2 separate regions of the Homo sapiens genome follow, and region 1 is linked to region 2. Evidence: read pairs that join two places in POLR2A ChIA-PET (ENCODE). Cell type or tissue: OCI-LY7. All regions are shown on one strand. Links, peaks and the distances in the headings refer to the core of each region. The heading gives the core; the rest is flanking DNA.

Evidence for each region. Peaks named below come from ENCODE experiments on the same cell type or tissue, not always from the same donor. Only the 100,000 strongest peaks of a DNase experiment are listed, where the experiment ranks them.
Region 1: POLR2A ChIA-PET joins it to region 2 with 5 read pairs; 5 of 35 experiments call an interaction of 5 or more read pairs at or near these places.

The regions. Positions count from the first base shown.
Region 1 is chr12:51,829,327-51,835,886 of GRCh38, reverse strand. All of the region lies in intron 1 of FIGNL2 (fidgetin like 2), which reads left to right. Among named protein-coding and RNA genes, the nearest start is that of FIGNL2-DT, 16 kb to the left of the region's middle. RefSeq lists an enhancer at 5,934-6,483. In OCI-LY7, for the core only: no CTCF peak of the experiment used is centred there; a DNase peak (open chromatin) is centred at 2,956.
Region 2 is chr12:51,771,361-51,777,920 of GRCh38, reverse strand. It overlaps SCN8A (sodium voltage-gated channel alpha subunit 8), which reads right to left. Exons shown (of 27, transcript NM_001330260.2): 20 at 3,559-3,732. Among named protein-coding and RNA genes, the nearest start is that of TMDD1, 40 kb to the left of the region's middle. In OCI-LY7, for the core only: no CTCF peak of the experiment used is centred there; no DNase peak of the experiment used is centred there.

The DNA.
Region 1 (6,560 bases), core at 1,019-6,018, 58 kb before region 2:
TGCAGTAAACGGAGATCACGCCACTGCACTTCAGCCTGGGTGATAAGAATGAAACTCTGTCTATAAAAAAAAAAAAAAAAAGAAGTCTAGATCCGCAGGAAGTCTACCTAAAGACCTTAAGAAGCGAGACTCCATAGAAGTTCAAGATAGAGCAGCTCCGTCCGATAGAACTTTCTATGGTGATGGAAAGGTTCTGTGTCTGTGATGTCTACTACAGTGGCCACTTCCACATACGGTTGTTGAACATATGGAATGTGGCTAGTACCACTGAGGAAGTAAAATTTTTATTTTATTAAATTTTAATGTCTGCAAATTTAAATAGTTACATGGGGCTAGTGCCTGTCATTGGACAGTACAGGATTAGAGGCTGTGTTCAGGGCTGAAGCAAAGTCCTTGAGTGCAAGTGCCAATTCTGCCCCTTTTGGGCTGGTGGCCTTGGGCAGGACTCTTCCCGCCACACTATGTTCCTTCCCCAGGTTGCTGGGCTGCCTCGAAGGGGAATGCGGTGTGGGCCATCTGAAGTTAGAGAATCATCTGTTCCTTTGGGTGACTGGGCTTCCCTCAAGAGGTCCTGGATCACAGAGGAGATAAACATGCAAGGAGAGCATGGCAGTCACAGTGGGAAAGAAGTGGCTGCAGGGAGCTCTAGACTTTGAGGCATCTAAGGAACTTCCTTGGGGGTCAGTCCAAGAAGGCTTCCTGGAAGAGGGGGTGGTGGGGGAGGGTTGGGCAGGAGTTGAGCCAGGGGATGGGTGGGAGGCTGTGCCTGAGAGCCTGACCCTGGAGATCTGCTTATTTTGAGCTTGAAATGAGGACCCTGTGCTTTGAGGCACCTTGGAGAGCCTTACTGCCTCTAGGCTGGGGTAGGCAGGTGTTGACACATGGGCTGAGTCCCACTTCCCCTCTTACAGCTTGTATGACCTTGGGAGAATCTCTTTCCACACTTGAGTCTCCATTTCCTCTTCTATAAAATGGGGAGAATAATGCCCATCTGGCAGGGACATTGTGAGGACGAAAACGATGGATAACTATGAAGTTCTTTGCAAACACTAGAAGGCTGGGTGAAAGGGAAGGTTCATTCCTCAAGGGTGCTGGGCCCCTGGCCTGGCCTCTCAGAGCAACAACAGATGGTCACAGCTTGGCTGTGGCCCTGACCGCGGACACAGGCAGGGATATCTGTGCTGTCCCCTCCCGTCAGCGTGTGCACGCGTACACAGAGCCCAGATGGGGGCCGCTTGGCCAGCTTCTCCCAGGCCGACCTCCTGCTGTTTGGCATTTGACATATGAGAAGACCAGGGCCAGAGCACACCCCTCACCACATCTCCCACCCCAGAGAGGAGCCAGACTGGCGGGGCGGCCTCCGCACCTCCAGGAAGCAGGATCCTGAGGGCCCTGATCTCTTTACCATGTGTCCAGAGACCTTTGATGGGAATTCCAGCACCCCTTTTGTCCTCTCCCACAGAAGCCCAATGGGGTGGGGGGTAACAGAAGGAGAGAGATTTAAAGAGAAAGAGGCCCTGTGGAGTCTCTGGGGGGCTGAGATAGGTGCCTTTGGGGGCTGGACACTTTCCTCTGGTGTTCACAGACACAAATGCCCCTTCTGGACTCCCCTCCCCTATCCATTCCTGAGGTGAGCCCCTGGCTTCACCCCTTGCCACCCTCACCATCACATGTACACTCAAATTTAGTCACCCTGATTGCTTTCTTTATTTGGACACAGAGGCCATTTCAAGCCTCTAGGATCATCCATCCATCCATCCATCCATCCATCCATCCAACCATCCATCCACCCATCCGTCTGTCTGTCTATTCATCCATCTGTCCATCTGTCCATCTGTCCATTCATCCATCCATCCATCCATCCATCCGTCCATTTGTCTGTCCATTCATCCATCCATCCGTCCATTTGTCTGTCCATTCATCCATCCATCCGTCCGTCTGTCCATCCATCCTGTAGTCTATTGAGAACTTAATCTGTGCCGGGCACTGTCCTAGGTGCTTGGGATATAACAGTGAACAAAACAAAGTCCCTGCTCTCATGAACTTTCTAGTGGGTACACAGACAATAAAGCAACAAATAGGACTGTCCCCTTCAACCTGTTGTTCCATAATCTGATGGATGAGTGTTACAGGGAACATCAGGTTGAAGGGGACAGTGTCTGCCGAGGCAACGGCTAAGCAGAGACTTGATGCTAGGCAGGGTGCAAGCCCAGGGAAGGTGTGTTCCAGGCAGGGCAGAGGCAGGGGCACTGAGGTGGAAAGCAGCGTGGCGGGAGGAGCTGTGAGGAGGCCAGGGTGTGGAAGGGAGGGAGGAGGGGCAGTGGCAGCAGGTGAGGCCGAGAGGTAATGGAAGCCGACCATGAGGACCCTGTATGCCAATGAGAGGACTTTGGCTTTTATTCTGAGTGAGATGGGAGCCACTGGAAGCTTTTGGTGGAAGAATGACTTATGGAACATGCTTTCAAGAGTTACACTGGCAACTGTGTTAAGAAAAGAGAGGACGATGTAGAAAGGGGGAGGTGAGATGGAAGTGAGGCCAGGCACAGTGGCCCATGCCTGGAATCCCAGCCCTTTGGAGGCCAAGGAAGGAGGCTAGCTTGAGCCCAGGAGCTCAAGACCAGCCTGGACAACACAGTGAGACCCCCATCTCTACAAAAAAATTTTAAAAATTAGCTGGGTGTGGTGGCCCACCACACCTATGGTCCCAACTACTTGGGAGGCTGAGGTAGGAGGACTGCTTGAGCCTGGGAGGTCCAGGCTGCAGTGAGCCGTGATCACGCCGCTGCACTCCAGTCTGGTCAGCAAAGTGAGACCCTGTCTCAAAAAACAAAACAAAAAAAAGAGAGAGAGGCTGCAGCTGTCGTCCAGGTGATAGCATCCCTGAGGTGGTGAGAAGTGATTGAAGAATCTAATTTGCTGTTCTGAAGAGTGAAAGAGAAGTTAAGGATGACCGCAAGGTTTCTGGCTTGAGCAACTAGAAAGGATGCAGCTGCCATTTCCTGCAGTGGGGAAGGCTGAGGGAGGGCTAGGTTGCGGATGTGGGAGCCCGGAGTTTCACTTTTGGGCATGTTAATTATGCCAATTAAATATTCCAGTGGGGATGTCAGCAAGAAGGTTGAATAAAGTGCGGAGTGCAGGGGAGAAATCTCAGCTGGAGAACTATGTTTGGGAAACATCAATACACAGGTGATGGTCAAAGCTAGGAGATGGGATGGGATCATGCACGGAATTACCATGGAGAGGGAAAAGAAGGCTGCAGGACTGAGCCCGAGGTCTGCAGGGTTTAGAAGGGAGTGGGTGATGGGAGGGCAGCAAAGAGGCTGTGGAGGGGACGGCAGCAGGGGCCAGGAGAGCGCAGGTCCCTGGTTTTGCAAGAGGAGGGCAGAGCATCAGATTCAGCTGTGTGGTTATGAGGCAAAGGTAGTGGAGTGTTGGGGGTAAATGCCTGCTTGGAAGGGGTTCAAGAGGAATGGAAGGACAGGAATAAGAAACAGTAGCATAGAAAAGGTAAAAACAAGCAAAGAGAGAGAGATAGAATGTAGCTGAAGGGGGATTCAGAAATTATTTTGGGGCCGGGCACAGTGGCACACGCCTGTAATCACAGCACTTTGGGAGGCTAAGGCAGGTGGACCACCTAAGGTCAGGAGTTCAAGACCAGCCTGGCCAACATAGAGAAACCCTGTCTCTACTAAAAATGCCAAAATTAGCTGGGCGTGGTGGTGGGCACTTGTAATCCCAGCTACTTAGGAGGCTGAGGCAGGAGAATTGCTTAAATCCAGGAGGCAGAGGTTGCAGCGAGGCAAGATCGTGACACTGCATTCCGCCTGGGCATCAGAGCAAAACTCTGTCTCAAAATAAATAAATTAAATTAAATTAAAAATTAGCTAGGTGTGGTGGCATGTGCCTGTAGTCCCAGCTGCTCAAGAGACTGGGGTGGAGGAATGCTTGAGCCTGGGAGGTGGAGGCTGCAGTGAGCTATGGGGACACTACTGCACTGTAGCCTGGGCAACAGAGCAAGACCTTGTCTCAAAAATGTATATATATTTTGGGCTTTTTTTCCTAAAACGGGAACTACAACAGCATATTTGCGAGCTGATGAGAGTGACCCAGCAGAGAGGGAAATGGATCAGGTAGGAGAAGGGGGAACCGAGGGAACAGTGTCTTTCTTGAAAGAGGGTGGGATCAGTGCACAAGAGGGAGACTTCAGACAGCTCACCCATCCTCGGTTCATCCTTTGTTCTATCCCCTCTCCCGCCAAGGAGTGAGCTTAGGGACAGGGAAGGAAAGCATTTGGCTCTCATGCCCCGCTCAGGGGTGTGCTCCCTGCCTTGTATCCTTGCCTTTCCACAGCCTGTGGAAGTGGGAGGAGATCTGCTTTCAGGTCCCCACTTGGCCTCCAGAGGATTGCGTGACCTGGGGCCAGCCACATCTGTCTGGCACTGTTTTATCTGCAAATAATACCTGCTTAACTGGGGTGCTGTGGGGAGTGGGTGCCAGCACTCCCTGCTCAGCTCTGCACTTTCCTTGTTTTCTCCTGGAGCCTCCGAGCTGGGACCTGCTGTCCCCTCCATGCCCCAGTGCTCCCCATGACTGCTGCAAAATGAATTCCTGACTCCCTAGCGAAAGTACCTCCGCTGTCTCTGAACCTCCAGCATTCTTTCTTTTCCTCTTTTTTTCTTTTTTAGCTATATGACCTTATTTTTTTAATCTATCAACTGTATTTATTCCTGTAATTCTTCATTTGCACAAAAAATCAACAGTTGTCTCTGTTTTAAGGGTAATACAGGCTGGGTTTTGTGCTCACGCCTGTAATCCCAGCACTTTGGGAGGCTGAGGGGGTGGGCTGCCTGAGCCCCGGAGTTTGAGGCCAACCTGAACAACCTGGTGAAACTCTGTCTGTACAAAAACAAACAAACAAACAAACACAAACATTAGCCAAGCTCGGTGGCATGTACCTGGCACCTGTGGTCCCAACTGCTAAGGAGGCTGAGGTGGGGGGATCGCTTGAACCTGGGAAGTTGAGGCTGTGGTGATCTCGCCACTGCACTCCAGCCTGGGCAATAGAGTGAGACTCTGTCTCAAGAAAAAAAGAGCGTAGGCCGGGTGTGGTGGCTCATGCCTGTAATCCAGCACTTTAGGAGGCCAAGGCGGGCGAATCATGAGGTCAGGAGTTTGAGACCAGCCTGGCCAACATGGTGAAACCCCATCTCTACTAAAAATACAGAAAATTAGCTGGGTGTAGTGGTGGGCGCCTGTAATCCCAGCTACTCAGGAGGCTGAGGCAAGAGAATCACTTGAACTCAGGAGGGGGAGGTTGCAGTGAGCCGAGATCGCACCACTGCACTCCAGCCCATGCGACAGTGTGAGACTCCATCTCAAAAAAAAAAAAAAAACAACTCAATATTTTGATTTTAAAATTTCTTTTTTTAAATAAAAATGGGTATATTTATGGTATACAAAATGGTGTTTCGAAATATGTACCCATTGTGGAATGGCTAAATTGAGCTAATTAACATATGCATTCCCTCACATACTTATTTGTGGTAAGAACACCTAAAATCTACTCTCAGTAATTTTCTTCTTCTTCTTTTTTTTTTTGAGATGGAGACTGGCTCTGTTGCCCAGGCTGGAGTGCAGTGGCGCGATCTCAGCTCACTGCAACCTCCGCCTTCCAGGTTCAAGCGATTCTCCTGCCTCAACCTCTCAAGTAGCTGGGATTACAGGCACCCGCCACTACACCCGGCTAATTTTTGTATTTTTAGTAGAGATGGAGTTTCACCATGTTGGCCAGGCTGGTCTCGAACTCCCGACCTCAGGTGATCCGCCTCCCTCACCCTTCCAAAGTGCCAGGATTACAGGCATGAGCCACCACACCAGGCCTACTCTCAGTAATCTTCAAGTATACAATGCACTTTTATTAACTCTAGTCACCATATTTAACAATAGATCTCTTGAACTTACTCCTCCTGAAATTTTGTCTTTTGACCCTTTCTTCCTTCCTTCCTCCTTCCCATTCTCTTTCATTCCTTTTTTTCCTTTCTTCTCCTCCCTCTCTCCCTCCCTCTCTTCCTTCCTTTTCTCCCTTCCTTCCTTCCTTCTTTTTTCCTCTCTTCCCTTCCCTCCCTCCCTCCTTTCTGAGGAAACACTTTGTTTTCTCTTCCCTGTTAGCTGATCAAGTCTGCAGGCATGGGTCCCAATGTGGTCTGGTTTGCCTCTCAAGCCGGGAGTCATAGCTGGCACACAGTGGCTGGCACACTCAAGGTATCATGGAAGGAAGAATCATGCAGCCACCCCATGGCATCCTCTAGCTCATCCCTAAACATGTGTTGAGCCCTACTCATGCTAGGCCCCTTGCCAGCTCTAGGGCAGCCCCCAGGCAGGTTTTGAAGGCTATTCTCTGGCCCAGAACTGGGGAAAGAGGTTCCTGTATGGTAGGTGCCAGGGCTGTGGCAGGTGACCAGTCTTCCAGAGTCCCCTTGTTACCCCTCCCTCTCCTCTCCTGTTGCAATAACTGGGGGGTTGGCATGAGGGAGAGGGCCTAGAGGAGGGGGCACAGTCCT
Region 2 (6,560 bases), core at 1,038-6,037:
GTATATCTGAAGGGAAGCTATTCTTTCTCAACCAAGTACCTGGACTCAACAGTCCCCTGGGTCAGCTTCATCTTACGAAACTTTGTCAGGTAAAGATTGCAAGAAACTAAGCTTTGAGTGGCTATAGGCACCATATAAGGTAAGAAGATCCCAGCTCTTCAGGGTGGGTGACTTATCTGATAACAAATAGGCCCACAGTGTGGAGAATGAAGGAGGAGGTCTAAAGGCCAATTCAGTGGCTGGCTCTAAACGTTGCTGGGAGATAAGCTGTTACTCAGCTGATTAATCTGGCCCAGGACAGGATCAATAAGGGTCTTATCTGGGTTATTCTTTAGTAGTTGAGGGCTCTCTTATAATCCTCTGAGTCTCTGTTAAGCCCCTCCTGGAGATAATCCTAACATTGCTTAAAGTATTCTTTAAGGAAAGAATCAAACCTAAAACAAACAAACAAACAACAAAAAAAAGGAATTGAGGAGACATCAAATTCAGGGCATCAAGCTGGGCGCCTTGGCACGTGTCTGTAGTCCCAGCTACTCAGGAGGCTGAGGTGAGAAGGCTGCTTGAGCCCAGGACTTGGAGGCTGCAGTGAGCCATGATTGTGCCACTGCACTCCAGCCTGGGCAGCAGGGTGAGACCTACCTAAAAAAATTTTAAAAATGAAAAAAAAAATAAATTCAGGGCATCTATGGTTGCAGGCTGGAAAAAAAGGGGGAAAGACATTAGGTGATTTTTCCAAAATGATGTGAATATTTTCAAACGGGGAATGTTTTCAGCAGTCTGAATTCAGGCCAAGGCAAGTAGTCTCTGCAAGTCCCCACCTCCAGAACTGACAGGCTTGCTGATCTCCACATACAGTGGGATAAATGTCCTGGGGAAAAGATGCCAAAATTCTTTTACAGGACACAATCTCCAATGCAGCCAAGGACCTGAGCAAAACAGAATGTTTTCCTTGTTTGGGAACTCATATGGATTATAAATAAAAGGAATTAACCTTGGAAGTCATCTGGATAATCCCATGACTCTGAAAAGTACTCACAGCTTTAAGAGGCAACAAGGAAGAATGAAAATCAATTAGGGAAACAAATGCGATGAGTAACAGACTCAGACATCAAGTCACCAGTGGATGGTGCTAAGTTAGGACCTAACCTTCTGGATGTTCTAAAATGCCAAAGAAATCAGACACTTTACTCAAATGGACACCAAAAAGTCCAGCAGTTCCAACTGTTCAGGTGACAGTCCAAGACTAATTGTTCATCCACAATTCAAAAGCGGCAGCGATTGGAGCCACTGTGATGGCCTGGGAATGTCCCCCCACCTAGCACAAGCCTGGAGTCAGGACATAGTTGCTATGGAAGCTAGTGTAAGCTCCCCAGGGGCTGGGAACATGCTTGCAACAAGGATAACCTCTGTTTCTCCTTATTGCTTCTGGAGCAATTCTACACAGATAATGGCATTCAACTATATTATTTACTAATAACTGGCACAGAGGTCTTCACAGGAGCCAGTTGGGCACCACAGTAATGTAATGATCAAGCAACCCCCAAAAGCTAGAGGAGCTTATGAATTAGTGTCAGTTGGCTGCATGCCTGTCCTATGCTCTTTACCCCCTTCCACCTTGCGTATAGCCATAAAAAAAGTTTGTGAAATAAATGCTGGCTTGGCACAGTGGCTCATGTCTATAAACCCAACACTTTGGGAGGCCAAGGAGTTCCAGACCAGCCTGGGCAACATGGTGAAACTCCATCTCTACCCAAGATACAAAAATTAGCCAGGCATGGTGGTGTGTGCCTGCAGCCCCAGCTACTCGGGAGGCTGAGGTGCAAGGATCGTGTGAGCCCAGGAGGCAGAGGCTGCAGTGAGCAGAGATGGCGCCACTGCACTTGAGGCTGGGTGACAGAGTAAGACCTCATCTCAAAAAATAAATAAATGCTAATGTGTAGGACTGTTAGTGCTTTAGCAGCTTATTTGTTTAGCAGGGGCATGTGGGATACCTGATCAATATCCTCAAATTCTGGGTAGCTCACCCTAGGGAAAAGAGAAGAACGTGTTCTGGTGAGGGTAGGTCATGGTGGGGAAGCTCTGTTTCAAATCACAGCCTCCCCAGGCAGCTGGGAGTACCAGTTTGAGTTCAGGTGTCCCACCTGACGCCAGGTAGTCCTGAGGAGCTATTGTGAAATGAAGACTCTATGGCACTTGCCCTTTCTCCAGAAAGAGAACTGGCCCAGTCTCACTTTGGCTCTCTGGGTCTTATCTCAATCCCATTCTTTAAGTCTTAGAGCTCCAGCTTTCTGTCTGTGGGGGGTACAGGTCCTTCCACCACAGGATGGTATCAACAGTTGCTGGAGGGATGCTAACATCTCTCGCTGCGAGGGTCTCACGTTGGTACCCTCTAGGGCTGGGGTCCTCACCTCATTTAGGCATTTCCCAAAGGCTGGCTTTTTGAAATGGGGATGCAACTGAGGGCACAGTGACAGTTCTGGGAAGGGGGTCATTAACCATGGAAATTGCAGACAATGTATTGGAAAAGAAATCCATTTATAGAGCAGAAATCATGGCTCAGTATTGGGCACTTGCCATCAGAGAGATTTCTATGCTGCTCTATCCTGGATCCCAGAGGTACTCTACAGGTAGTTCACCATGCAGCCAATGAAACCTGCATTCTACATGACCAGTCTAGTCTCCACCGTTCTACTTTCTTGGCACTTAACAGCCCTCAGAAGGAAGTAAATTTTCCACAGGCCCTGGTCCTACAAATCCCATTCATCCTTTCTTTAAAATGCTGACTTGGCTGAAAGAAAGAAGCTTTAGTTATTACATAGAATAAGAGACCAGTCATCATCCTTAGTAAAGCTGACAAGGGACAAGTGATGGTGGGGTGAGAAAGAGAGGATGTCACTTCCAACCTGGAAAAAACACAGGAGGTCATGGCCAGCAAACCTCGGAGATAGTCTTGGAACCTGGAGGAAAAAAGGATTTCTCAAGTTTCATGATCACTGTAGAATGGCAACGTGTGGGAAGAAGGGGGTATTTTATTTCAGTATGAACTCCCCTCACCTAATAAACTGACTTGTTTGGATGAGTCCGGTATCAAGACTTGAGTTGGATGGAAGTGTTCATGGGAATGGTCAGCAGGAGAGACCACAGATCCCACTACCACCTTCGTCCCAACAGCCCCCATCTCATTCTCTCACCCCTTCTCCCAGCCACAAAAAGAAGACATCCTGCTGGCCTGGGGCAAGAACTTTCCTGTCCCCAGCCTAATAACAAGGGCCTTTGAGACCAGTGATTCCACTTCTCCTAATCTCTGAATCTAAGTTAAGCCAAACCCACCAGACTAAAGAGTTGGTTGGTTAGTCCCCCTGGAGCAAATGCAGGGACTTCAGAGTTCCCCTTCCTAATATGAAGATCTCAGTGCTATGAAAGGAACTTTACCCACACCTACATCTACATCTTGATCTATAACCTGGGCCCAGGGCAGCTACTGCCATTAGAAAAAGAGAGACCCCTGTTTCTGTGTTCCTGCTGGAAGGGGTGGGAAACAGAAAGCAAGACACCTACAGCCACAATGAGGAAGTCCAGCCAACACCAGGCATTGGTGAAGAACTTGACGAAGCCATAGGCTGTCCACTTGAGCAACATCTCCAGGATGAAGATATAGGTGAAGACTTTGTCAGCATATTCCAGGATGGTGCGGATGGTCTTTCTCTGCTCAATGTAGATGTCCTCGAAGGCCTAAAAGAGAGGCAGCAGCTGCCTATGACAGTGCCTAAAGGCAAGCAGGCCACAGGGAGCACTGCTATCCTCAGGGAGCCGTCCCACATGGGCTGGCCTGTCATCAGCTCCCTGTCTCCTTCGCTTTACTCCCCGACTACACAGGCTTTTTATGTTTTAATAGGTTTATTGAGATACAATCCACACATCATAAAATTCAGCCATTTAAAATGGCTTTTAGTATATTCAGAGTTGTGCATCCATCACCACAATCAATTTTAGAACATTTTCATTACCTCCAAAAGAACCCCCACACCCTTTAGCTATCACCCCCTAAACCCCCAACCCCCTAGCCCTAGGCAGCCACTCACCTACTTTCTCTCTCTAGATTTTCCTTCTTACGGCTGAGTAATAGTCCAATATATGGATATACCACATTCTGTTTATCCTTCATCAGTTGATGGACATGTGTATTGTTTCTATTGTGAACAATGCTGCTGTGAACATCTGTGTATGGGTTTTTAGGTAGACATGCTTTCATTCTCTAGGGCATATGCCCAGGAATGGAATTGCTGAGTCATATGGTAACTGTTTAATTTTTTGAGGAACTGCCAAACTGTTTTCCAAAGTGGTTGCATCATTTCACATTCCTACCAGAAGCATATGAGTGTTCCAATTTCTCCACATCCTCACCAATACTATATATAAAAGAAATGACAAAATCTTTCCTCCTTTTAGTTCCTTGACACCACAGTATGGGTGGAGGGTCATACAGGTGGGAGATACTCAGGTGAAGAAAATCTTATCACTATTTTATTTCTTTGGCATTCATGAATGGGATAATCCCTTATATGGTGGTGTGAGCATTCCCATCTGCAGAGTGGTGGACTATACAGGTATGGTGCCAAGAGGAGGGAATTGCTAAAGCATAGGACAACCTGTGGAGGTGGGGAGGAAGTCCTCTGTGATACAATGGGAAGTGCTTGCTCTGAACAGCTCCAGAAGAATAGAATTGGGTTGTCTGCAGCGTCACCTTCCAAAATGGAGGCACATGGATATCAGGTGCTCCACTTTCTCTCTTTTTTTTTTTTTGGAGACGGAGTCTCGCTCAGTTGCCCAGGATGGAGTGCAGTGGTGCGATCTCAGCTCACTGCAACCTCCACCTCCCGGGTTCATGCCATTCTCCTGCCTCAGCCTTCCGAGTAGCTGGGACTACAGGCACATGCCACCACACCCGGCTAATTTTTTTGTATTTTCAGTAGAGATGGGGTTTCACTGTGTTAGCTGGGATGGTCTCAATCTCCTGACCTCGTGATTCGCCCGCCTCAGCCTCCCAAAGTGCTGGGATTACAGGTGTGAGACACCATGCCCGGTTAATTTTTTTTGTATTTTTAGTAGAGATGGGGTTTCACCGTGTTAGCCAGGATGGTCTCAATCTCCTGACTTCGTGATTCGCCCGCCTCAGCCTCCCAAAGTGCTGGGATTACAGGTGTGAGCTACCGTGCCCGGCTCCACTTTCATCAACAGGCAGTGGGGGGGACAGGGGTCATGGGTTCCACAGTCCTACTCAGGGTCTCGGTGCAAATAAATCCCCTTTGCTCAATCAAAAAGGCAACAGCTTCCATGTCAGGTTTCCCCTTAACCCCATCTGTTGGAAATCCCTTCTATAATCCAAGGTATGTGAGATGCCCAAGACTGATCTCATGTCACTGAGGGCCCTAATCCCCACCCTCTTTAGTCCCATTGTAACCACGTTCTAGTTTCTTCTTGGACATTTTAGCTGTGGCTTCATTTTGTTATTTTTTTTTTTTTTTGAGATGGAGTTTCGCTCTTGTTGCCCAGGCTGGAGTGCAATGGTGCAATCTCGGCACACTGCAACCTCCGCCTCCCAGGTTCAAGCAATTCTCCTGCCTCAGCCTCCTGAGTAGCTGGGATTACAGGCATGCACCACCATGCCCGGCTAATTTTGTATTTTTACTAGAGACGTGGTTTCTCCATATCGGTCAGGCTGGTCTCGAACTCCCAACCTCAGGTGATCCGCACGTCTTGGCCTCCCACAGTGCTGGGATTAAGGCGTGAGCCACTGGACCGGGCCACTTTGTTATTCTTAAATCTCATGCCTACTGTTGCACAGGGTCTGCAGGTACTGAACCAAATATCCTTTGCTTAATCATTAAGACAAATAAAAACTGTCAAAGGTGAGCAGTAAAGAAAGTTCAAAACCTTTAGTTCACTACTGCTTTATTCTTTTTTGTAGAGATGGGAAAGAGAAGAGCCAAATGATGGGTCATACTGTTTAGATTTTTGTTCACTAGATTTGAAGAATAACAATGACAGCAATAATAAAACGCCTTTCTCCAATCACTCGGCTTAGTCTGATCCTCTCTTTTCTTAAGGGCAGAGACCATGCTGTCATTTTGGGTGCCTCTGCGGCACCTCAGGAAGTGTTGTGTGAATGCTCGTTGATGCAACAAGTGGCCCAGGGGCAGGCGGGGTGGTCTGGCTCCCCTTCACTCAGATCAGTGGCTACCAAGCCATCTTTTTTGCCTCCTACTTTAATCCTGACACCTTCCTGTGTAAACCTTCCCCTTACTTCCCATGGTCCTCTTTTCATGAAAGCTGTCTTCTTCACCCTTGGGCTTGTCTTTAATACACACTGCTGCCTCTCTCAGCTTTTCTTATTCTCCTGCCTCACAAGTCAGTGAAACTTCCCAAGTCACTGTCAAAATCTTTAACACTGAATTTGGGGTTTCTCCCTTGCTATGTTTTTTTTTTTGCTTCCAGATTAAGCTTTGATTCCACACCTACATGAATGTGCCCACCTTCTTTAAATATACTTCAACATTATG